Linked DNA regions of Homo sapiens: region 1 is linked to region 2. Evidence: chromatin loops called from intact Hi-C (ENCODE). Cell type or tissue: GM12878. All regions are shown on one strand.

What was found. A loop is a pair of places that touch in the nucleus more often than their neighbours do. Peaks named below come from ENCODE experiments on the same cell type or tissue, not always from the same donor. Only the 100,000 strongest peaks of a DNase experiment are listed, where the experiment ranks them.
Region 1: a loop joins it to region 2, with 4 times the contacts of the local background. A loop is called at or near these places in 2 of 110 quality-filtered maps.

What each region holds. Positions count from the first base shown.
Region 1 is chr2:59,179,457-59,184,456 of GRCh38, reverse strand. No RefSeq gene overlaps it. Among named protein-coding and RNA genes, the nearest start is that of LINC01793, 36 kb to the left of the region's middle. In GM12878, a CTCF peak has its summit at 1,991 (motif pointing right); no DNase peak of the experiment used is centred here.
Region 2 is chr2:57,718,653-57,723,652 of GRCh38, reverse strand. It overlaps LOC105374697 (a long non-coding RNA gene), which reads right to left and starts at 2,753. Exons shown (of 3, transcript XR_940111.3): 1 at 2,677-2,753; 2 at 701-797. In GM12878, a CTCF peak has its summit at 2,643 (motif pointing left); a DNase peak (open chromatin) is centred at 2,652.

The DNA of each region.
Region 1 (5,000 bases), 1.5 Mb before region 2:
CATAGATGAGCTGAGCTTTGTCCTGCGGCTTCCTCCCACCCCAGAGTGACTCAGCTCCCGCTAAAGAAAAATCTGTGTGTGAAATCATGTTTCCCTAACACTCTATACTCCTCATATATCCACATTTAACCAAATACGAACCATTATAGATTTAATATTCTGGTTTTGAGCCACCCTGCACCCCATACTCGAGCCACCTTTCTTTTATGTGGGGTGGGGTGGGGTGGGGTGGGGTGGGGGGAGGAGTTACACGCTTCTTTTCAAGGTCATAAAGAAATTAAACCAAAGCCCCACCTCCCTTCCTTTTTCATATGCCCTGAACAGTTCTAGAGAAATTTTCTAGAGAAAATAGAGCTTAATTTCTTGGAGGTGTTTTGTTGACAAGAAAATGGAAAGCATGTGTCCCTGCTTCGCTTATTGTACTTCCAAGTAATGAAAGTATTTAAGAAGGTACAATTATGATCTTGGCAAGCACCTGGGGCTCTTGGAACTGTTTTTTCACACTGAATAAACACTGCAGATAATCTGTTTACGTTACACTCTTCTGAAAAGCTATCTACAACAAAAGGCCACAACCATTCTTTAGTTTCCTTTTCTTGAAAGGAAAAAAAATATATTGCACTAATAATTTGCTGAAAATGATTTCATTGTCTCCATTTTCACTCTAGCCAGAAACAGGTTTGAGTAAATGAATTTATGGATTTCTTTTTTCTGCCACTTTTAACTGAACAGAGCCATCCTTTTTCTTTTTTTCTAGTTACCTGGAATTCCTTTGTTTGTTTGTTTGTTTTAACAATCCTTGGTGACCCAGAATCACTTGCCTGCCCTGAAAAATTAACTATCATCTTTCTTTGCATAATGTATCCCAAATTCATTTCATCCTCTCAACCTAATTGACTTGATGAAATGGTACCCTTAGCTACATTCAAACATGACACAGCCCCAGAAAGGAAGATGCCATCCATTTCTTTTTAGGCTGAAATATAAGGAGAAATGGTAACAAGCCACTGAGTTAGGAAACACTAACAGAAAAATGCATGTCTGCGGCTTGATTTGGTCAAAACCTTTAAATTGTACAGATGCTATGGAGATTTATCTGCCTAATATAGGAGAATGCAACAGAAAATCTAAAAAGATGGCACAGGAAGAAAAGAAGCAATGGCATGTTCATGTATTGTGCAATGTTCTGAGATGCAGTAAGTTTCACAAAGGAGAGACAAATAAGCCATATAACATCACATTTGAGGGAATCTCATTCTTACACAGAGCAATATAGGGTCAATGCCCAGAAATTCAAACAACTGTTTTATTTCTCACTCTGTAAGTTTAAAGGGGAGGATCCTATTGCCCCTGTGTTGTAGGAGTTGAGGATGGTCTTAATCCTTTCTGGGGTAGAGTGAAACTTTTTTTTTTTAAATTTATGATCTCTATGTTATTGAGATATGAGAAACAATGGATTGAATGGAAGAAAGTCTTGCAGTGTATGTGAAAGTGGTACCCTGTGCTGTTTCTTCTTCTTGCTCACTTTCAAGAAATTTGTAAAGGGTGCAAAGGGCATCCGTGCAGGAGAGAAACTTTTGTTCCAAAGGCCACCATGGATTCATCCTCTTGGACAGTCTTTATCTTAAAGACACTTGAGGAGTAAGCTCTCTTAGCCCCCACTTAGATGTTACGGCCCCTTGATCAACCATCAGGACCTTAAAACTCTATCTCTGTTGCCCTCAGGAAATATGTGAGGGAATTGCAGAATCGCAGGTTATGTTTCTAGAGTCATCTATCAATAAAGACAGAAGAATTGAATTCTTCATGATCTAGTCCATCATTTTCAATTTGCAGGTGTGGGGACTGGGATCTTGAGAGCTGAGGTCACACCATTAGTTAAAGGCTCAGGTTATCCCATGTGGTATCCCCCTGCTCCCCCAGCTGCTTCCTTTATTCAATGCTGGGAGCCATTTAGCTCCTGGGGTCCCTAAGCCTCTAACCACTAGGGGGCAAAACTAACCCAACGGTCTCAGTAATTCATCCCAGCTGAGCAGCCCCATTTCCTCCAGCCCCATCCCAGGAAGTCTCTTTTCAGTGATGTTTTGAATTAAGAAGTTGCAATAACATTCTCACAGTCCCTTTCAGCTCTGCGGGTTGGCCTCACCGAAGGCTAAAGGAATTCACAGCAGTCCCCAGAACAGCCTGGGGTATGTTTCTCCCACAGTTATAAAGAGGGAAACCCATCATCAGAAATGACACGGTCTGGTTCTACCCTCAGCCGAACATTGATTGCATCCCAGACTGTTATCAAAGCAGAGGCAGAAGAGAGTCTCTACCTGCGTCCCATTCCCTAAGGGATATATGTGGTGGGGACAGTCTGGTGTTCTTGCCTTTCACAGCTAAGAGAACAAAGGCAATCAAATGTGCTGTCGGAAAAGTTAGGATGAGGACATTCTTTTAAAGGAAATGTCCAGGTGGATAATTATGTAGCCCTTTGGTAAGTGTCTGGTATACATCTATATGTTGAATAATAAATGATGATGATGGATTCTGTTACGAATTTGTCTTCAGGACATCTATGAGTTATAAAGAGAATTTATTAACCCATCCTATAGGTGAGACGTGAGGCAGAGAAAAAGTGGCTCCCCCAACACCACCACATTGGTCAAGCCAGCCTTTTAATTGAAATAAAACTGAGGCCACTGAACTACTCTCTTTCTAGCCACAATGATCACAGTAGAAACATACTAAATTTTTCTCATATTTAATATAAGGTACACATGGAATTGGGAAGAATAGCATTTAATGTTTTCAGATTCACTGCTGACCCCATATTACCTTCTTGACTGTGTTTGAAGATAAGTATTACAGTTTTATAAACAATGTCACAGCATAGTAGCTTCATATTTGTTTTGGTTTCACACGATGACATCATGTGATATGGGAGGAGTCTCTGAATTCTCAACTTGGTATAAGAAACATGAATTATGTAAGGCCTATTTTTGGAAAACATTGTTTTAAACTGTATTTGACAGTTTTCACTTGGCATAGGGACTTTCAGAGTAGAGACTCCAGATTGCATTGCAAATTATATTTATTTACTTCGATTAAGACTAATTAGGGGGAGGGAGTGCTCTCTGGTAGGGGAGGAAAGTATTTTAGAAGACAGGGAATCTCTTCTGAGTATCACGCTGCTCCTTGCTTTTCCAACTTCTTCCACTGCTTGGAGGAAATTCTACAAATCGGATTGGCTCTTTCTGCTTTAAAGAACATTTTCACACACACACACACACACACACACACACACACACACACACACACACACACAGAAGGAAAACCTGAAATGGAAAGAAAACTTTGCCTCTATTTTTATGGATATCAATAAAGAATACAAGGATGCTTAAAAATTCCTCAACTTTCTCTCCTCCCACTACTTGCCTCCAAAACCCAACCCAAAAACACCACTGAGGCAAACAGCATACACAAGGACACATGTATCCAGGGTGCCACACTAAGGGAGGAGTTAGCCATTTTGCATGGAATATGCTTTTTTTCATGACAATATTTTTTCTCTGACTCAATAATATAGATGTCACATTGTTCAGTCCAAAAGAAAAAATTGCAACAGCTGGAAAAAATCCTAGTCATTGTATGCAAAACAGTGAAGGAAAGCCAAAGGACGAGGGAGAAAAAAAAAACACTCTTTGATGGGAAAGAAAAACAGCAAGAAAAGAGAGAGACCTAGAAAGATGTGTCATGGGACCAACTTTAATCCTGCATCCTCTGCCACATTTAGCTTCTCTGCCATCAACCTGCCATATTTCTTCATGGGCTCGGCCACTAGTACTTCAGATCCTCCCAGGAGTCCCATGGCTCTTCCAAGGAGTATACAAGTGGCACAGAGAGTGTGGCAACTTCCAAACATTAAAGGGAAAAAGGAGTCTCCTTCCACGCCATCATCATTTTTAAAAACGGCAATTGATGTCGCCTGAAGCGGAGGCTCGGAAACCCAATTATACCACATTTCATTCAAGTGTCAGAATTGGAATAATAGTGCCCAACAGCAAGGGCCCCTGTGTGAAAGGACGCTGCCATATTATCTTGTTTTGGCCCAATGTTTTCATAAATTTAGGCTTGGAGCAGAGCCCAGCGCTGCTTTCTTTCAAGGTCTTAGCTTCCCTCATCCTTTTTCTCAGCTCTTGCTGCTGAGCCCTGTTCTTTCCTCCTGCAGAGTCCCCTCTCACCCTCTCCTCCTCAGCACTGGCTGTCCTGTGGTACCAGTGGCTGCTCTGTTTACTGAAGAACATATGCATCATTGGAACATTTTCCACACCCCTTGGGCCAAATGTTTTCTGTACTTGGCCCTGAGCAGCCTTTTGGATTCTGTGATGAGGAGCCACTAAAAACCATGTGGCGGCCACTAACTCACATATTATAGCCTGTTCTGTATATTACTGCCATTGTTATTACTAGTCGCCTTGCCCTGAGAGTAATGCACACCTCAACGAGCTTTAATTAAAATTGCTCTGCTTAGCTAAATGTTTTCCTACCAAAGGCCTCCCTGTCCTCCTTTGTGGTCATTAGCATTTAAACAGGCCATATACTTACCTACCCGGAGGTTCTAGTCAAACAAGAGGACGCTCTAGGAGGCAATAGCCTCCCCAACTCTGTGTGCAAAGAAGCACTAGACTGTCATTTACTTAGACTGTACTTCGGAAGATGGCAATCACACCTCTGATGACTCGGGTGAGGAAAGATGGGGCATGTCTGCATGAAAAGATGACTTGGAAGGAAGAATCTATCTTTATTGATAAAGACTGGCCATTCCTCAGATGTTGGTAGCACATCTCCTGGTAGATAAAATTTGTCTCTTGACTCCCTTCTGAGGGACTTCCCAGATACCTGCTCTCTCCCTCTCTCTCTCTCTCTCTCTGTGTGTGTGTGTGTGTGTGTGTGTGTGTGTGTGTGTCTTCCACGCTCCTCTCTCTCTCTCTGGCACTTAATGCTTACCCACCAAC
Region 2 (5,000 bases):
TTAGGAGGGTACAAGTATATCATGATCCATCATGGAATAGCTAGATGATACATTCTCTCTGTCATTTTTCACAATTCATGAATTGAGCATTAAAGACAAAATATATGGTATATATAATATGGAACAAATAATTTTGCCATATTAGGAGGTGAATTTAGGGGGTTTCTTTAGTTTAGAGTAGCCCTCTCCCCAAAAAGAGAAACTACCACCAAGAAATTTCTAGAATTCAGTCTTCTAAACTGGTATGGTGGATGGAAATATTTTTGTTTCTGGAAAAAATGCATAAGGTGCTATTTCTCCTGGCAAAAATATGAAAACATGAACTGCACGATTTTTTCCCAGCAAGCGACTGATCTCCACATACATCTATCATTATTCAGCTTCAAACTAAAAAGTCTTATTCTGAATACCAATTCCTATAAACTATGTAGCTCTCAATTACGGAATCTGAAACTGCTGGTTCCATGATGATAAAGGAACATGCTGTTTGAAAGACCACAATTTGACTGCAAGTAATCAATATACTATTTGGAAAGAAACCTAGATGTGCAGTTTTATTTAGAAATGCTGAGAGCACTGCACTGAAGCCTTCTCCACAAGTCTGGCAATGTCAGGTGGCTCTTTGTCAGTCTTCTTTATGCCTGTTCATTTTCAGAGGCAGCAGAACATTTTCTCGTTCACTGCCATTAATAGAAGATACCTCTTCTGTAATTTTCAGGGAAGAGGACAATCATTTGTAGCTAAATATATTTTCACTTTTCTTTTATTTTTCGTGAAGCTTCTTTACATTGTATGCCCTGAAATGGAGAGAGTAAAATGAAGAATTTGAACTTCTAGGCCAGAAACATGCAAATGCTTTGGATGAAACTAACATTTGTCAATTTGAGTTTTACAAAATTGGTGTAGCATTTAATTCATTCTTTTAATCAAAGAGAAAATGTCATGTTTACTGAGCACCCAGGTTTGTGGTTGAAACATGATTATGAAATGTGAATCCTTTTAATAGCCCTAGATTGTCCTTCTCTTTATTTTTATATCTGGGAATATGGAAGATCAAAGAGGTTAAGTACTTCAGGTCACACAGGTTAAAACAACCACCAGAGACAGAATTTGAACCTGATTCTCTATCTTCATAAAGCCCATAAAAGGGCCTAGTAACTACTACCAAGGCACCTAAGGTACAGTGCCTAGAATGACCTAAGAATCTATTGTATATTCTATATATGCCCCATTTTCTGAAGCTTGTTAAATTGCCTGAAGGATATTACAATGAGTTTCCTTCATTAGAAATTTCACCAGAATTTTGCCAAAACCACAAAGGCAAGGTGACTTCATGATATATTAGTTAATATAGATTCATATTTGAATGGTTATCTTTTTTTTTTTTTAGATGGAGTTTCACTCTTGTCATCCAGGCTGGAGTACAATGGGTCAATCTTGGCTCACTGCAACTTCTGCCTCCCAGGTTCAAGCGGTTCTCCTGCCTCAGCCTCCCAAGTAGCTGGGACTACAGGCGTCTGCCACCACTCCTGGCTAATTTTTTGTATTTTTAGTAGAGACAGGGTTTCACCATGTTGGCCAGGCTGGTCTCGAACACCTGACCTCAGTTGATCCACCTGCCTCGGCCTCCCAAAGTGCTGGGATTACAGGCGTGAGCCACCGCACCCAGCGAGTGGTTATTTGCTTGTAATGCTTGGCTGATCTGGAAAGAATGCATATTGTGTTGGCTGAAGGGGATAAGATGACAAAAATGGGATAGGGAAAGGGAGCAGCCAGGGAGAATAGAAAAAAGGAAAAGAAGTCTTCCTTGGATGACCTTACAGAGAATTACCCGAACTCCTAAGCCATACGAATGGAGTGAAGGGAATGTTGTATTAAAGAAAAAAAGAAAAAGTTTTATCTGCTTTTCCCTTAATTAAATTAGGGCCATTTGAATAACTACCTGAATAATGGCATCAGGAAGAAAAGAGCAGAAGGCATGAAAGTTTTTTCTGTTTGTTATATTTAGAGAATGTTTTGCAATTCTTTCAGTGTCACGTTAGAAGGCAGCATCATTTGCACAATATGAATTAGCCTCAGAAATTTCTAGGCACATTCACATTTAAAGTAAGATGACTTTATTTTGGTCAGGCTGGTAGAGTCACTGCTTTGTTTTGTGTTTCCTAAACTTTTCCTGACAGCGTGCTAGGTAAGAGTCTTCCCATCCTATTCCCTCTGCTTGTGGGACTTTTATTAAGATGGTGGGACAGCTCAGCCAGGTGCCAGTTTGACGCTGTGTGGCTGTAACTTAATATTCCTCAGTAACTCTGCTTTGGAGTTAGGGGCTATGGGAGGTATTCGTTAATCCTTCACAATTTCTGCCACAGACATTTTTTAACTCTCTTTAGAATGTAAGAGGTATGAGAGGAACTGGTCAGGCCTAAGGCAGCCTGCAGTGTGGTGGGACTCCACCCTTTCCCTTTGCCACGGCTCCATTTACTCCTTTGGAATGTGCCGATAATTCCCACGGAATAGTAATAGGTTTTCAGTGGAATATTTTGTGGAAACGGAACTGTTTTGGTCTGGGGTTCATGTCTTGACGAGGCCAGGAAGACACAGCGGACTGAGGGGCTGAGATGGTCTGTCTCTCGCGGAGTTGGAGTACCCTCTGCTGTTCAAGAGAAGAAGTGCACTTACAGATAGCTCTAGCCAGTGCTTTCTCCAGGTAAAGAAAAACCTCCAAAATGCTTCTTAGAAAACAAGATAGATGCCCTCAGAAGATTGCTGAGCTTCCGGCTTCATGCAATTGTCGGGGTTTTGACTCTTAAGGAAATCCCATTGAGACTGAGTATGCGATGAGACCAGAGCCTATGCGGAGGGTAGTTTTTCTTTAGTCATAAAGTGTGGTATGAGCAATGGTTCTAGAATGATAGGTATTTGGGTTATTTTTCATGTGTTCGAATGCCACCATAAAATATTCTTTTTTTGTGTGTAATCAATCTTTTTATATCTGAGAAACCTGGATATTGTAATTCTAGTTTTGGAGGTTTCTGAATATCTTCTTTTGAAGTGTTTTTACATGTAAAGTCAGCATTGAAAATTGTTCTCGTGGCAAGTAGTTTCTTTCCTTTCTTTCTTTCTTTCTTTCTTTCTTTCTTTCTTTCTTTCTTTCTTTCTTTCTTTCTTTCTTTCCTTCCTTCCTTCCTTCCTTCCTTCTTCCTTCCTTCCTTCCTTCCTTCCTTCCCATTTTTTTGCTTTAGTTTCTAATGTATTTTGTTATTCTCTGCTGTGAGATAGCTTATTTCTATATAGTCCTGTAATTTATAAGCACTTTCACATAATCTCATCATAGCAGCTCTGCGATGCAAACTACATAGTTCCCACTTTATAGACAGAGAATCAAGGCCAAGACCGTGTCCAGAAATGCAGGTGGCCTCAGAAGTGAGCACTGTGTCAGATTTTCTAAGACAGGAGTAATAGTGGTTAATTCTTTAGTGACTACAATTTGTCAGCATTATACTAAACATTTTTAAGCATTACACATTTATTCTTCATGTCAAGTCACAGGTAGGTATTATTCTAACTGTCACTTCATAGATATGCAAATAATAATCTTTAAAGGTTAGTAATAGTCAAATAGCCGGTAAGTGAAAAAACTGGGTTTTAAATGTGGTGCATCTGACTCTGGAGGCTCCAATGTGTGGCCAACTTTTGACATATGGAGAAAAAGACATAAACCTTGACCTCAAGCACTTTAGTATTTTTAAATTGTGGTAAAATATACATAACTTAAAATTTACAATTTTAGCAATTTTTAAGTGTAAAGTTTAGAGGCATTACACACATTGACATTGTTGTGCAAGAATCACCAACATCCATGTCCAAAAATCTTTCATCTTTCCAAGCTGAAACTCTGTACCCATTAAAAAATAACACCCATTCTCCTCTCCCTCCAGCCCTGGCAACTACCGTTGTATTGTCTGTTTCTATGAATTTGACTACTTTAGGTACCTTATATAAGTGGAACCATACAATATTTGTCTTTTTGTGTCTGGATTATTTCATTTAGCATAATGTCTTCAAGGCTCATCCTTATAGCATGTGTCAGAATGTCATTCTTTTTAAGGGTGTATAATACTCCATTGTATCTATATAACACATTTATTTATTCACTGATCCATGGATGTTGGGATGTTTCCAGATTTTCAGTATGATGAATAGTGTTGCTGTGAACACTGATGCACAAATATCTGTTTGCTTCCCTGATTTTAGTTCTTTTGCGTACATACCCAGAAATGAAATAGCTGGATCATATGGTAATTCCATGCTTAGTTTTTTAAACATAGAACTGCCATACTGTTTTCTGTGGTAGTTACAGCATTTCATACTCCCACAAGCAATGCTTAAGGGCAGTAATTTCTCCACATCCTTGCCACTTATTATTTTCTAATTTTTTAAAAAAATAGTCATCTTAATGAATGTGAAGGGATAGCTTACTGTGCTTTTGATGTACATTTCCCTAATGGTTAGTGATATTAAACATCTTTTTATGTTCTTAGTGGCCAACTATATATCTTCTTGTGAGAAAAGTCTATTCAAGTCCTTTAACTGTTTTTAAATTGGGTTGTTGTTGAGTTCTATGAGTTGTTCATATATTCTGGATATTGAACCCTTATTAGAATATGATTTGCAAATATTTTATTCCATATGTTGCCTTTTATACTCTGTTGATAGTAGCTATAGAAAGATAGATGTTGTTAGATGTGCAGAATTTTTAGATTTTGATGAAGTGCAATTTATCTCTGTTTGCTTTTGCTGCCTTTTGGTATCATATCCAAGATCTTTGCCAAATCCAGTGTCATGAAGTTTTTATCTTATGTTTTCTTTTAACAGTTTTATAGTTTTAACTGTTACATCTCTTTACATGTCTTTAATCCATTTTGAATTAATTTTGTATATGGAGTAAGGTACGGGTCCAACCTCATTCTTTTGCATGTGAATATCCAGTTTTCTTAACATCA